Linked DNA regions of Mus musculus: region 2 is linked to region 1. Evidence: chromatin contacts called from ENCODE Hi-C or POLR2A ChIA-PET data. All regions are on one chromosome and are shown on one strand. Each heading gives the region's core, a stretch centred on a gene start or an enhancer-like site at or near the end of the contact. The rest is flanking DNA. Distances are from core to core; before and after follow the strand shown.

Region 1 (5,944 bases), core at 3,316-5,815:
CCAACCAGCTTCCCTGCCACCTTCAGCCCAGCAGGCTCAGTAGAGGGCTCTCCGATGCATGGTGTGTATATGAGCCAGCCAGCCCCAGCCACTGGCCCCTACCCCAGCATGCCTGGCACAACAGCAGGTAATCTTGCCAGTTTACAGAAGACCGTGAGAATATAAAGAATTTCCCAAGTTTTCTAAGTGACTATTTTTCTAGAGTTGGTTTTTTTTTTTCTTTCTGTTCATATGGAAACACATGTTCTCCCTCCCTCCCCCCCACCCCCCCCCCTCTCTCTCTCTCCCCCTCCTCACTCTCTTCCAGGGTGCCAGGCAGGTAAAATCCCTTTACTAAAGTCAGGATATGTTCAGAGCCAGGAGCCACTGGGTCACAGCAGGTTCTCATCAGTGCCCCAGTAAAGAAAATCTCCTCAGGACTGTCAGCTCGCCTGGCCCACCTTTTCTCTTATAAATATGTCCTGTTCTGCTTTGTGCCTATAGTGTGGCCTTGAACCATTGTACTAAAGTTGGCAAACTGCCCTCAATTTGTTTTGTCCGGTGGTTCTACTTCCGTATGCCACAGGCTACATCTTTTGTCATTGTATCTCGTGGTCACATCACTGTGGGTGGCTGAGGTGGGCTCAGCGGGCTTTTCATCTGTCCCCATTATCAACAGTGTCACTTAGAAAGCACCTCAGGACTGCAGGTGTCTTGGCTCAGACTCCTGCATCTGCTTCCTGCCAGTTAGTGTCGTCAGCCTCCCTCTGCCCTGTCGTCTGTGGCTGTGAGCTGTGAGAGGAAAACAGTCTTTTACTGCTATTGATTTTAGCTTTTTTTGAGACAGGGTTTCTCCGTAGCTCTAGCTGCCCTGGAACTCACTCTGTAGACCACCCTGTCCTCAAACTCAGAGATTCGGCTGCCTCTGTCTCCCAAGTGCTGGGATTAAACGCAGGCACCACATTCTCCCAGCAACTTTATTTTATATATTTTCCTTATGTGTATCTGTGCACCACAGGTGAGCTGGGCTTTGCCCGCAGAGGCCAGAAGAGGCTTTGGATGCCTTGAAACTTGGAGTTTCAAGATGATTGTGAACCACAACATAGGTTCACATCATAGGTTCTGGGGATCAAGTCTGCATCCTCTAAAAGAGCAAAAAATGCTGTTAACTACTGAGATATTTCTCTAGCCCCTGAGGGTTTTTTTGTTTAAAGATTGATTTGTTTATTTTGTGAGACAGGATCTCACTATGTAACCCTGGCTAACCAGAAACTCATAGAGATCCACCTGCTTCTGCCTCCTGTATGCTGGAATTAAAGGTGTGCGATAGCATTCTCGGACAGGTTTTTTTTTTTTTTTTTTTAGTAATGTGTGTGGGTATAGGTGCTTTCAGGGGCCAGAAGAGATGGTTGTATCTCTTGGAACTATAGTTATAGGAGCCTGAGCCACCTGACATGGGAACTGAGATCTGAACTTGAGTCTGAATAAGAGAACTCAGCTGTTATAACTCCTGAGCCATCTCTGTCCCTGTCACAGTTGATTTTAATACATTATCGGTGTAATCCACGTGAGTGCTGATTGCTTGTGTCACCTTAACTGGCCTGTCACCTTTTGATAAGGTCAGTTTGGCACTCTACCTGCTTTGTCTGTTCTTTGGTTCTCTGGGATCCCACGTCCTCTCTGTGGGGATGGATAGTCAGTCATTAGAAGGCAAAATCTCAGACAGTATATGGTGGTGTGCATCCTACAATCCCAACACTTGAGAAGTTGAGGCAGGAGGACTCCAAGGCCTAACAGACGGTTAAGGCTTAGGTTCTTAGGGTGAATTTACAGTCTGTAGGTTACTGAGGACCGTGTGTGTGTATGTGTGTGTGTGTGTGTGTGTGTGTGTGTGTGTGTGTGTGAGAAGCAAACTAGGTTCCCCCTAATGTTTCCCATTCTGACAGCTTGGATGGCCTGCACTATCCCTAGTGTGTGTCTTCATTTCTATCATAGTGGTCTTTTCTGAAGTGTTAGCCTGGGCTGCTGTAAGTCAGGACTGTTTGTCTTTGTTGCTGTGGTCTCAGTTTTGAAACTCCAAGTATGGGCTTCAGAAATTATCAGTGTCAGCTCTCCCTAACTCCTTCAGTCTGACTACCACTTGTTCCAAGACAGTTTGAAGGGTGGGGCTGTAGCTCAGGTAGAGAGTGCTTGCCCAATGTGGATAAGACCCTGGGCTCAGCCCCTTGCACTATGAAAACAAAAAGAACTTGGTTCTTTTTTTTTTTTTTTTTTTTTTTTTTGCTTCCCCCTCCCATAGGACCTCATCCCACCCCACCCCACCCCACCCACCCCCACACATGTTGGCTTTACTTTTCTTTTACGAGGATGTGAAACATATCCCTGGCTTTGAAAGTCACAACAAAAGGAGAAACCCAGGCGAGGGTGTTCTTTTCTAATCTCATTTCTGTGCTGAGCCAGCTCACCTTTGTTGTCACAGATCCCAGCATGGTCAGCGCCTACATGTACCCAACAGGTGCCCCTGGGGCACAGGCAGCCCCTCAGGCCCAGGCCGGGCCCACCACCAGTCCTGCCTACTCCTCCTACCAGCCCACACCAACCCCAGGCTACCAGGTATGTGGGCACCCAGCATCTACACCCAGCCGTTGCCTGTTCCTCATCTTTTCCCTCACCTCACTGCCTTCCTTCCATAGAGCGTGGCTTCTCAGGCCCCACAGAGCCTCCCAGCCATCTCACAGCCTCCACAGACCAGCAACATAGGCTACATGGGGAGCCAGCCAATGTCCATGGGCTACCAGCCGTACAATATGCAGGTAAAGAGACCTAGTCTTTGCTAGGCACAGAGGGCTATCCCAGGCAGGCCCTCTCCTCCTTGCTCTCGCTTCTGCTTTCTTCCAGCCAGGAGGGTCTGTTTGTGTCTGGTCACAGATAACTCAGTGTCGGGCTCCATCTTACTTCCCACAGAATCTCATGACCGCCCTTCCCGGGCAGGATGCGTCTCTGCCAGCCCAGCAGCCCTACATCCCAGGGCAGCAGCCCCTGTACCAGCAGGTGAGCCGTCTCCCAGCGGCCTGCCCTTGGACTTCTGAGCTTCCTTTGATCCCTTGCACTGGGTGCATCAGGGGCTTTGCTCAGCAGACAGAATCATGACATGCCATTAAGTGCACGTATGTACACATGCGTCCATATTGCACAGGAGACAAGTTTACAAGAGATCACACGTGCCATTGCCATATTGGTAACAACCTGATCTACTATGTGCTAAGGTGAAGCTTGTTCTAAGCCGAAGGTTTTGTTTGTGAAGGGGGGTGATGAGCCTATCTGCTCTTTCTCTCCAGATGGCCCCCAGCACCGGCCCTCCCCAGCAGCAACCCCCTGTGGCCCAGCCAGCGCCTACACAGGGACCGCCAGCACAGGGCAGTGAGGCCCAGCTCATCTCCTTTGACTGACCTTGAGTCTGGCGCTCACCATGCAGAGTAACACTACAGTTCACCAGAAACCACTTATATGTCTAACTAGCCATTCCTCCCCTATTACTGCCCTGTAGTGTCCCTTCTGTGAGCAAGGGGTGGGCCTTCCCCCTTGGCCCTCTTCCCTGTCCTCGGTGGTCTGGCTCCTATCACTGGTTCCCTGCTTCAGTCCTGATGCCGTCTGACCTCCCCGGGACTGGGGCTCTGCAGGGCAAGTAGAACCTTCTCTGGAGAGTGCCCGGCTGTGTTGGGTGCCACAGGTGAATGCTGTGGGGATGCTTAGCCTGGCCCGGAGTCTGATGTGAACTAACTGTGTGGTGTCCAGGCCTGGCCCTGGTACCCAGAAGAACCATGTGGCTCCTGCACAGCAAGGGTAGAAGCTTTAGGTATCTCTGTCTCCCCTTCTCCTTGGATGTCATCTCTCAGTGCAGAGCAGTGAAAATAAAATGTATTTCAAAACTCTCATGATTGATTGTTCGGGCAGCAGGCTGGGTTGGACCAACAATTTAATAGTCTGCATCTGTTGTGGAGTGTGCTGGGTACTGGCTGAGAAACCGTGGACTTGCCAACAGTCTCCTTCCTGGTGGGGATTCTGCAGACTCATCTGGTGCAGGATACATCACCAGGCGGGTGAGGAAGGGTGCAAACGCGGGCTTTTGCAGCCCAACTGCCCTCAGGATTACCCACTGCTTAAGGTTTTAGCTCTCAATAGCTCACCCTGAAATATACGGTTCAACCTGACTTCTGTGAGGTCTCAAGTTTTGCTCTTTCCCTCCCCGCTAAGCGCCCGCCTTAGTGTGCACTCAAAGGAGGCGGTTCCGCCTAGTGAGCTCTTGGGAGGACTCCAGGCCCTTCCTTCTCCTAGGTTTAGAGTACTGGGCTCCTGAGGTTGCTAACCTCTTGGACCACTGAGTTGAATTCAAGGGGCTATGAGTTCCGTAGGTAAAGGGGTGGGGGCGCCTACTTATTCCCCTGGCGAGACAAAGGCGTGCGGAACACGACTGATGGAGAAAGCGCCAACCCAGTATTGTCTCCGCGCCTGCGCGTCGCACCGCCTAGTGCGTAATACCAGGAGCCAACCCGGGCTAGAGCGGCCCGGACAGCTCGCCTCCTCCCGGATAGAGCGTCGCTTCCGCTTAGAGCCGCGTGTGACCTTCCCGCTTGCGGAGCTATGCTGCCGGTGGCGGCTAGCCGCTGCCTGTGGGGGCCACGGCTTGGACTCCGGGGGGCAGCGCTTCGCCTTGCCAGGTAAAGCGGTGGTCTAGAGCGCCATTGCCGGGGCGGCGGGCAGGAAGTAGGTTCAGAGGGAAGGGGTGACGGGCGCATCGCCACCTTCCGCGGCCCAGCCTGCGGGGCGTGGAGAGGGCGGCTCGGCCTGGGCGACCTTGGGTGCAGGTACCTTTCGTCCCCAGCTTCCCGCCGCTGAGACCCATCGCCGTGGTCGGCAGCATAGCCCGAGCCCCGTGCTTTGGAAGGCTTGGTGCAGCACTGTGCACCCGCCAGGCTGATGTATTCCATTCAACCAGAAGCCTGCCGTTCTGGGCAGTATTGCAGACATAGTCGTGGGCTCCTGAGGCTCTATGGGAAATGTAGGAAAGCTTTTTCGGGTCCCTTAACCCCAGCTTGTGGAGCCTGGCCTCAGCGGTGGCAGACTGAGCACATGGATCTTGTACCCTTGAGTCTCCCGTTTTTTCTGATCTAACGGCTGTTTGCCTGGGGTAGGCAACAGATGCCCAGCGTCTGTGCAGCGCGGCAGTTGAGAAGCAGCAGCCACCGAAGGAGTGAAGCACTCGCCGGCGCACCTCTGGATAATGCTCCCAAAGAATACCCCCCCAAGATCCAGCAGCTGGTCCAAGACATTGCCAGCCTTACGCTCCTGGAGATCTCAGACCTCAACGAACTCCTGAAGGTATTAGGAGAGATCGGCACAGGCCAGGACTAAAGTCCCTGCCTTCTAGTTGTATTTTTACCAAACAAAGGTCAGAGGTCCCTGTCTCTTCTGGGGTGTTTTGGGAGTTTGGTAAATTATCAAATGTACTTTCCTAGGTGGTAGGGCCAAATAGGCTTGTACCTCCATTTGTACCTCCATTTAGGGTTTGATAAGCAGCCACTGAGACCTCTCCTTCATCCTACAGAAAACATTGAAGATCCAGGATGTCGGCCTTATGCCAATGGGTGGCATGGTGCCTGGTCCCGTCTCTGCTGCAGCACCGGCCTCTGAGGTGAGCCTAGGCCACAGGAAGACCCAGTTCTGTGTGCCCAGTTAACTGCCCGACTCAATAACTTAGGTATTTCCCTGTTCCTCCTTGAGTCTGTAGCTGTAATCCCTGTGTTCTGCTGTGGGCTCCCTGCAATAGCTTTGGGAAATTTTCTGCCGAAGGCATTCGAGATCTTTACTAGTGCGTGCATGTGTGTGGGTGTGCATGAGCAGGGGGTGGTCAAAGGTCAGCTTTTGGGGGTTCTCCCCTTCCGCATGGGTTCTGGGGATCAGGACC
Region 2 (5,670 bases), core at 2,220-4,719, 110 kb after region 1:
AGGCCCCTGACTCTACTGGCTTTTAGACTACTACAGTAGTCACTCAGTTCCACCCAGTCCTCTGAGCCCAAGGACTCAACTCACCCTTGCATTGTAAGCATCCAGCTGTGCGTCCAACTCCTCTGCAGAAAGCTGCTGCTTTGAGTTCCTGCCGGTGCCTCTACCTCTTCCCCGGCTGCCTCCACGTGTCCCTCTCCTGGTGCCACCACCACCAAAACCTCCAGAGCCACGGTTTCTTGTCATGCCGCCTCTGTTTATGCTAACAAAAAACAGAACTGTGAGCTGTCTGGCAAGGCCTTGAGGGTGGCACTATCATAAACCACAGGTCTCTTTCCCCATCCGAGGACCACAGAACTCACCTCTGTGCAGGTCTTCGCTGTGTATCAATCTGTGATGTGACAAGCTGGATGTTCATAGGGCGGCCTATGGTAAAGAACACAAGAAGTCTCACTCCAGAGGCTCTGAAGCTGACTCAGAGGGCACCACACCCTGATCTCCATGCAAGCTCTGGAAAGGGCTCTGTGTGTCTCCAATGCCCCCAACAAGGTAAATGGCCTGGAGAGCCTGGTGGGAAAATAAAGTGCAATAATAATAACCCCACCAACACCTCCTCACTCCTTCTCAGTTCAGGCTAGGAGGGCTGTTTGGTCAGGTGTTCAGGGTGCTCATGGGCAGACAGGTGTGGGTGACCTGACGGAAGAAGAACAGGTACCTTTGTCTTTACGACTACAGCCCCGCACTCAGGTTGTACTATGGCGGTTCTGAGAAGGCTTCACAGAAGTGAATCTTCCGGAAGGAGCTCAAGGAGGGGAGGGATGTAGCTTGCTGGATGGGGGTTCACAAGAGGTTGGTCCAGATGTGTGGGGCAGCATGAGAGGTGGCAGAATGGAAGAGAGAGACAAAGGGGCAAATGCAAAGTATCCTCAGCCAAGGGGGGGGGGGCAGCCCAGATTCCTACAGGGAGAGGTGCCAGCCCCAAACTCCACACGCCCCACAGGCATCCAGGGCCCAGTCCCAGACTCACCATCCAAAGGGACACCATTGTACTGTTTCATAGCCTTCAGGGCATCTGCTTTCCGTTCAAAGTGCACATCTGCTGTCCCTAAACTTCGTCCAGAGCGATCATAGTGCACAGCAGCTTTTTTCAATGTCCCAAATTCAGCAAAGAGTTCCTGGGAAGGGGTAAAAATTAGCAATTAAGCCAATTTCCTTCTTGTAGCTCAGCAACACTTGCTGTAAGTCCTTATGCTTTAGAGGTACTTGACTGACAGCCACCCAGGAAGAAGGCAAGGCAGTGGAGATTAAGAGCTGAGGGAAGGGGAGACAGCAACTGTCGCGAACAACTGGGTTACTGTCCACTGTGGGACAATGTAATTACACCATGCTGTAGATGAGGGAAGACACAAAGTCCTATCACAGGACAAAACTACAAAACTCTCTCTCAGCAGGGGTACTTTCAACTTGACTAACTGCGTTTCACTAAATACCAGAGGCCAATAGTAAAACTGTCCATTGAGCAGACAACGCAAAGGGCCCAGTATTTTGGGGAACTGTGACACAGCCCCTACTGCAAAGGCAGGTTCTAGCTCACCTTCCCCTTTCCTCCTACTGCCTGCTGCTGCCAAGTCTGAAGTGAAATGCAGCATGGAACCTGTCCTGGCTGGGAGTTGGAGAGGGAACCCACAGAGTAAGGCACTTCAGCTGCAGGCACACAGTGGGGAGTACAGCTAGCTAAAGCAGTTTCCAGTGGATGCCAGAAACCACCTTTAAAAAAAAGTGTTGAGACAGGCTGGAGAGATGGTTCAGGGGTTAAGAACACTGGCTGCTCTCTTTCAGAGGACCTGAGTTCAATTCCCAGCAACCAATGTGACTCACAACTATCTATAATGGGATCTGATGCCCTCTTCAGGTGTCTCTGAAGAGAGTGACACTGTACTCAAATCCATAAAAATAAATAAATAAATCTTAAAAAAAAAAGAAGTGTTGAGACACTGTGAGTGCTCACCAGCCTTGTTCTTTTCTCCCATGGGGAGGTCAAACAGCTGGGCTCTGGGGAACGGTACCCAGAAAGGCCCAGCACACCTGACTCAGTTCTGGCTATATCAAAGCTAATTCCCAAAATTATGCCTTGTAACCAGAGAACTCTAAATGCCTCTGAGGTCCAGTTTATAAAGAAATTTAAAAAGACACAAAATCCAAGAAGGGAGGGGAAGAGAAAAAAAATATTTCGAAGGCATGGAGAACCATGACCCAGGTAAGACCCAGGAAAGATCGCCAGTTAAGATCCAGCACAGAGACGCAGGCTGGAAGATACTCTCAGCCACCTTTCTCAGCATCTGGGAGATGCTGGACTTCCTTCTCCTATCAGTTCACCATATCGAGCATAAATCTGAGAAGCAAGCACCTTTCGGTCATGCTGGGACCGGAGTTGTGGCCAGTCTGTGCAGGTTAGAAACTGTAAGCTCTGGCACAGGGCAGGCGCTCACAGTTTGGACAGCAGACAGGACTCATTTTTAGGGGGGCGCGCGCACACACACACATACACACACAGTGTGTGACATCTTCCTGCAGCCTGGCTTATGGGGTCGTGCTCAAACCCTACTTTTTCTGAGGCCAAGGCTCTCAGGGTGACAGTGGCTGGCTCTGGGCAGCCTAGGGGAGGGCAGGTTCCAATCTGTAAAGGATCCTGGAGCCCACGTCCGCGTGGGACGAGGAAAGCGGAGAGCTCCCGTCTCCTACCTGAATATCAGCATCTGACACTCCGAAGTCCAGGTTGGACACCAGCAGCTTCCCGCCGGTCTCCACGCCGGCTCCACCCCCGAAGCCGCTGTCGAAGAGGTCGTGCTGCCATTTGTCGGGAAGTTGTTTCGGCTGGAGAGAAACCGTAAGCACAGAGACACTCGTGAGACTCGTCCCGGGAGCCCGCGACACCTCGGCGACGCTCTCCCGTCGGCCCCGCGGCCAAGGTCGAGGAGCCCCGAGAGTCCCCCAGCCCCGCCGCTCCGCTACGGACACCCAAGTTCTCTCGCAGCGGCCCCCGCCGCCACGAGGCTGGACCACGACCGGACAAAGCGTCCCGGAAGATCCTGGCCTCGGGACGGCCTCGCCCCCGCCCACCCCTCGGCCGCGGTCCCGCGCGGGACGCTCACCCGGTCCCGGCCGGCCCGGGCGCACCCTCCCCGGCCCGCGCCGCAGGTCCCCGCACTCACTCTGCTGTACGGCGCCGGCCGGTTCCTGCCGCCGCCTGCGGCGCCGCGGGCGATGGCGGGCCGGTTCCTCATAGGCCCGCCGCCTCGATTCACCCGCGCGGCGGCCTGCACTGCGCCGCCGCGGCCGCCCTGGGAGCCGGCCCTGCCGCGACCCCGGCCCCCGCCGCGGCCTCCTCGCTGGCTCCGGTTCAGCTTAATGATGTCGTCCAAAGACATGTCCATTTTGTCGGCCATGGCGGGCGCGGATTCGGGCCTCGGATCGAGCCCGCGCGTCAGCACGCCGCGGCGTCACTTCCGGCGCCTCCCCCTGCCTTCCGGCGTCGCGGGCCCGAAGCGAGCGGCGATTGGTCTGGGCGCGCGCGATTCCGCAGAGCGCCTGCGTACGGCTCGCCGCGGTGGCTGGCGCTACTTCGGAGGAGCCCGACGCGGCGCGGTCGTTTTTATACATTCCCGCGCGGAGGCAACGGAAGGGCGGGGCGCCTCGTGATTAGGCCGCGGAGGTGCGAGGGCGAGCAGGGGGCGGGGCCTGCGGGCGCCTCCCTGGGAGGCCGGAAGATCCTCGGGCGTCGCCTGGGTGCAGCGCAGTGTGCGCGTCCCGCGTCCCTCCTCACCGTGCGATCGTGGGGGTCCCGGCCGGTCCGTGGGTCCGACTTGGTTGTTTTTGCTCGAAGGCTCGGTCTCCTGACGAGCTGGCGTCCTCACCCCTGCTTTAACTTCGCGGATTAGTGACAGTCACTCTTTCCATATCTTTAAAAGCGAGGCCCTGGTTAGTGAAAACCAATGTTTTGCGTGGATGCGGAGGTTTTGTTTTTGTTTTTTTGTTTGTTTTCGTTTCCTGTTTGGCTGATCTGCTTCTGCCCCGGGATTAGAGGCGTGTGCCACCGTGCCAGACTACATGAGTGCAGATCTTTAAAGGCATCCTTAAAGGTGGCAAAATAAACTCGTGCCATTAATCCCACAGGCTCTCCTTGCCGTCTTTAAAGACAAACACGTGCCTTTTTCTTTCTTTTTGGTCGGGACGCACGGAATTTTGGAAGATGCCGTTCTTGACGAGTGCAGCACTTGCCGCAGCTCCATGACTTTGAGCTTAGGTGCTTTCGTATTCCGTACTAACTCCAGGTCATCCTCTTCCCTCAGGTCACAGGCTCTGTTGTCATGAAGGTGAAAATTAAATGTTGGAATGGTGTGGCCACTTGGCTCTGGGTAGCCAATGATGAGAACTGCGGCATCTGCAGGATGGCGTTTAATGGCTGCTGTCCAGACTGTAAGTGTCTTCCTATGCGCTCTCAGAACTTTAGCCTACTCCACCAGCCTAAAAATCCCTAGGTTTCCCAGCACTGGGTAGGCAGAGACTGGAGGATCTCTGAGTTTGAGTTTAGCCTGGTCAACAGGACAAGTTACCTAACCCTAACCGAAACCCCACCGGACAGTGGTGTTGCACGCCTTTAATCCCAGCACTCTGGAGGCAGAGGCAAGTGAATCTCTGAGTTCAAGGCCAGCCTGATCTACAGAGGGAGTTCCAGGACAGCCAGGGCTACACAGAGAAACCCTGTTTTGAAAAAAAAACAAAAAACAAAACAAAACAAAAACAAAAAGCCAAACAGTGCAAGTTCCAGGATAACCAGGGCTACAAAGAAAAGCCCTGACTTGATAAAAGACCAGGTAAAACAAAAACAAAAAATTGTGGGTTTTAGTTTCTATTATCTGAGGGGAAAGTCGACAGAAAAAAGAAGCAGAATACTTCAAGCCCAGGTTTGTCTAAAGACCCCATCCAGCATGATGGCAAACACCTGTAATACTAGCATTTGAGAGGCAGAGGCAGAGACTAGTGGATCTCTGAGTTGGTGGCCAGTCTGGGCTCCACAGTGAGACTCTGTTGCAAAAACACTTGTTTTATTCAGGTCATGGGGGCACAGACCATAATAGCACTTAGTAGAGGGAGGCAAGAGGATTTTGAGGTTGAGGTCTGCCTAGGCTACATAGTGATGATCCATCATTCCCTTAACCCCTCAGAATAACACTTTCAGTTTGTATCTACTCACAATAAAGCAGATCAAATTAGCAAATTGAAGTTCAGACATTGGTTGCCATATTGTCATGCTTGCTGGGCTTTTTGTGCTAAGAATTGTAAACTCTAAATAGATGCTTATAAACTATAAACACACTTCAGCCAAGTCTTACCTCTGTAGCATCCTGGGCCAACATCTGTTCCCTAATGTCTAATTACTGGGGTTTGGGCTATACTCAGCATCTCAGTATTCTTGGTCTTTCTTCCTCTTTGATCTAAATAGCCTCTTCTTACTCTACTTCCGTTTTGAAGGGGCTTGAATTTTATGATCATAATGTGTTTTGCAGAATGCAAAAGGTTTTACCCTTTTTTTGTTTGTATGGCTCCTATGTTTCTGGTGTGTTACATGAGGTAGAAATGTTTGATTACCTTGAGAGGAAAACACATTTACGC

The links. A loop is a pair of places that touch in the nucleus more often than their neighbours do. ChIA-PET counts read pairs that join two places held with the same protein, here RNA polymerase II (POLR2A).
Region 2: POLR2A ChIA-PET joins it to region 1 with 10 read pairs in Patski. The contact joins the promoter of Alyref here to the promoter of Mrpl12 in region 1. A Hi-C loop is called at or near these places in 2 of 37 maps with a recorded cell type or tissue (adrenal gland and gastrocnemius). POLR2A ChIA-PET finds 5 or more read pairs at or near these places in 4 of 5 experiments (Patski and embryonic stem cell).

The regions. Positions count from the first base shown.
Region 1 is chr11:120,480,072-120,486,015 of GRCm38, forward strand. Mrpl12 (mitochondrial ribosomal protein L12) reads left to right here and starts at 4,566. Exons shown (of 5, transcript NM_027204.3): 1 at 4,566-4,697; 2 at 5,172-5,358; 3 at 5,585-5,671. The coding sequence starts at 4,621. It overlaps Hgs (HGF-regulated tyrosine kinase substrate), which reads left to right. Exons shown (of 22, transcript NM_008244.3): 18 at 1-127; 19 at 2,459-2,592; 20 at 2,673-2,792; 21 at 2,944-3,030; 22 at 3,318-3,913. The coding sequence ends at 3,428.
Region 2 is chr11:120,594,896-120,600,565 of GRCm38, forward strand. Alyref (Aly/REF export factor) reads right to left here and starts at 3,470. Exons shown (of 6, transcript NM_011568.1): 1 at 3,210-3,470; 2 at 2,740-2,871; 3 at 1,025-1,172; 4 at 360-423; 5 at 85-259. The coding sequence starts at 3,443. It overlaps Anapc11 (anaphase promoting complex subunit 11), which reads left to right and starts at 3,637. Exons shown (of 3, transcript NM_001038230.2): 1 at 3,637-3,975; 2 at 4,347-4,473. The coding sequence starts at 4,365.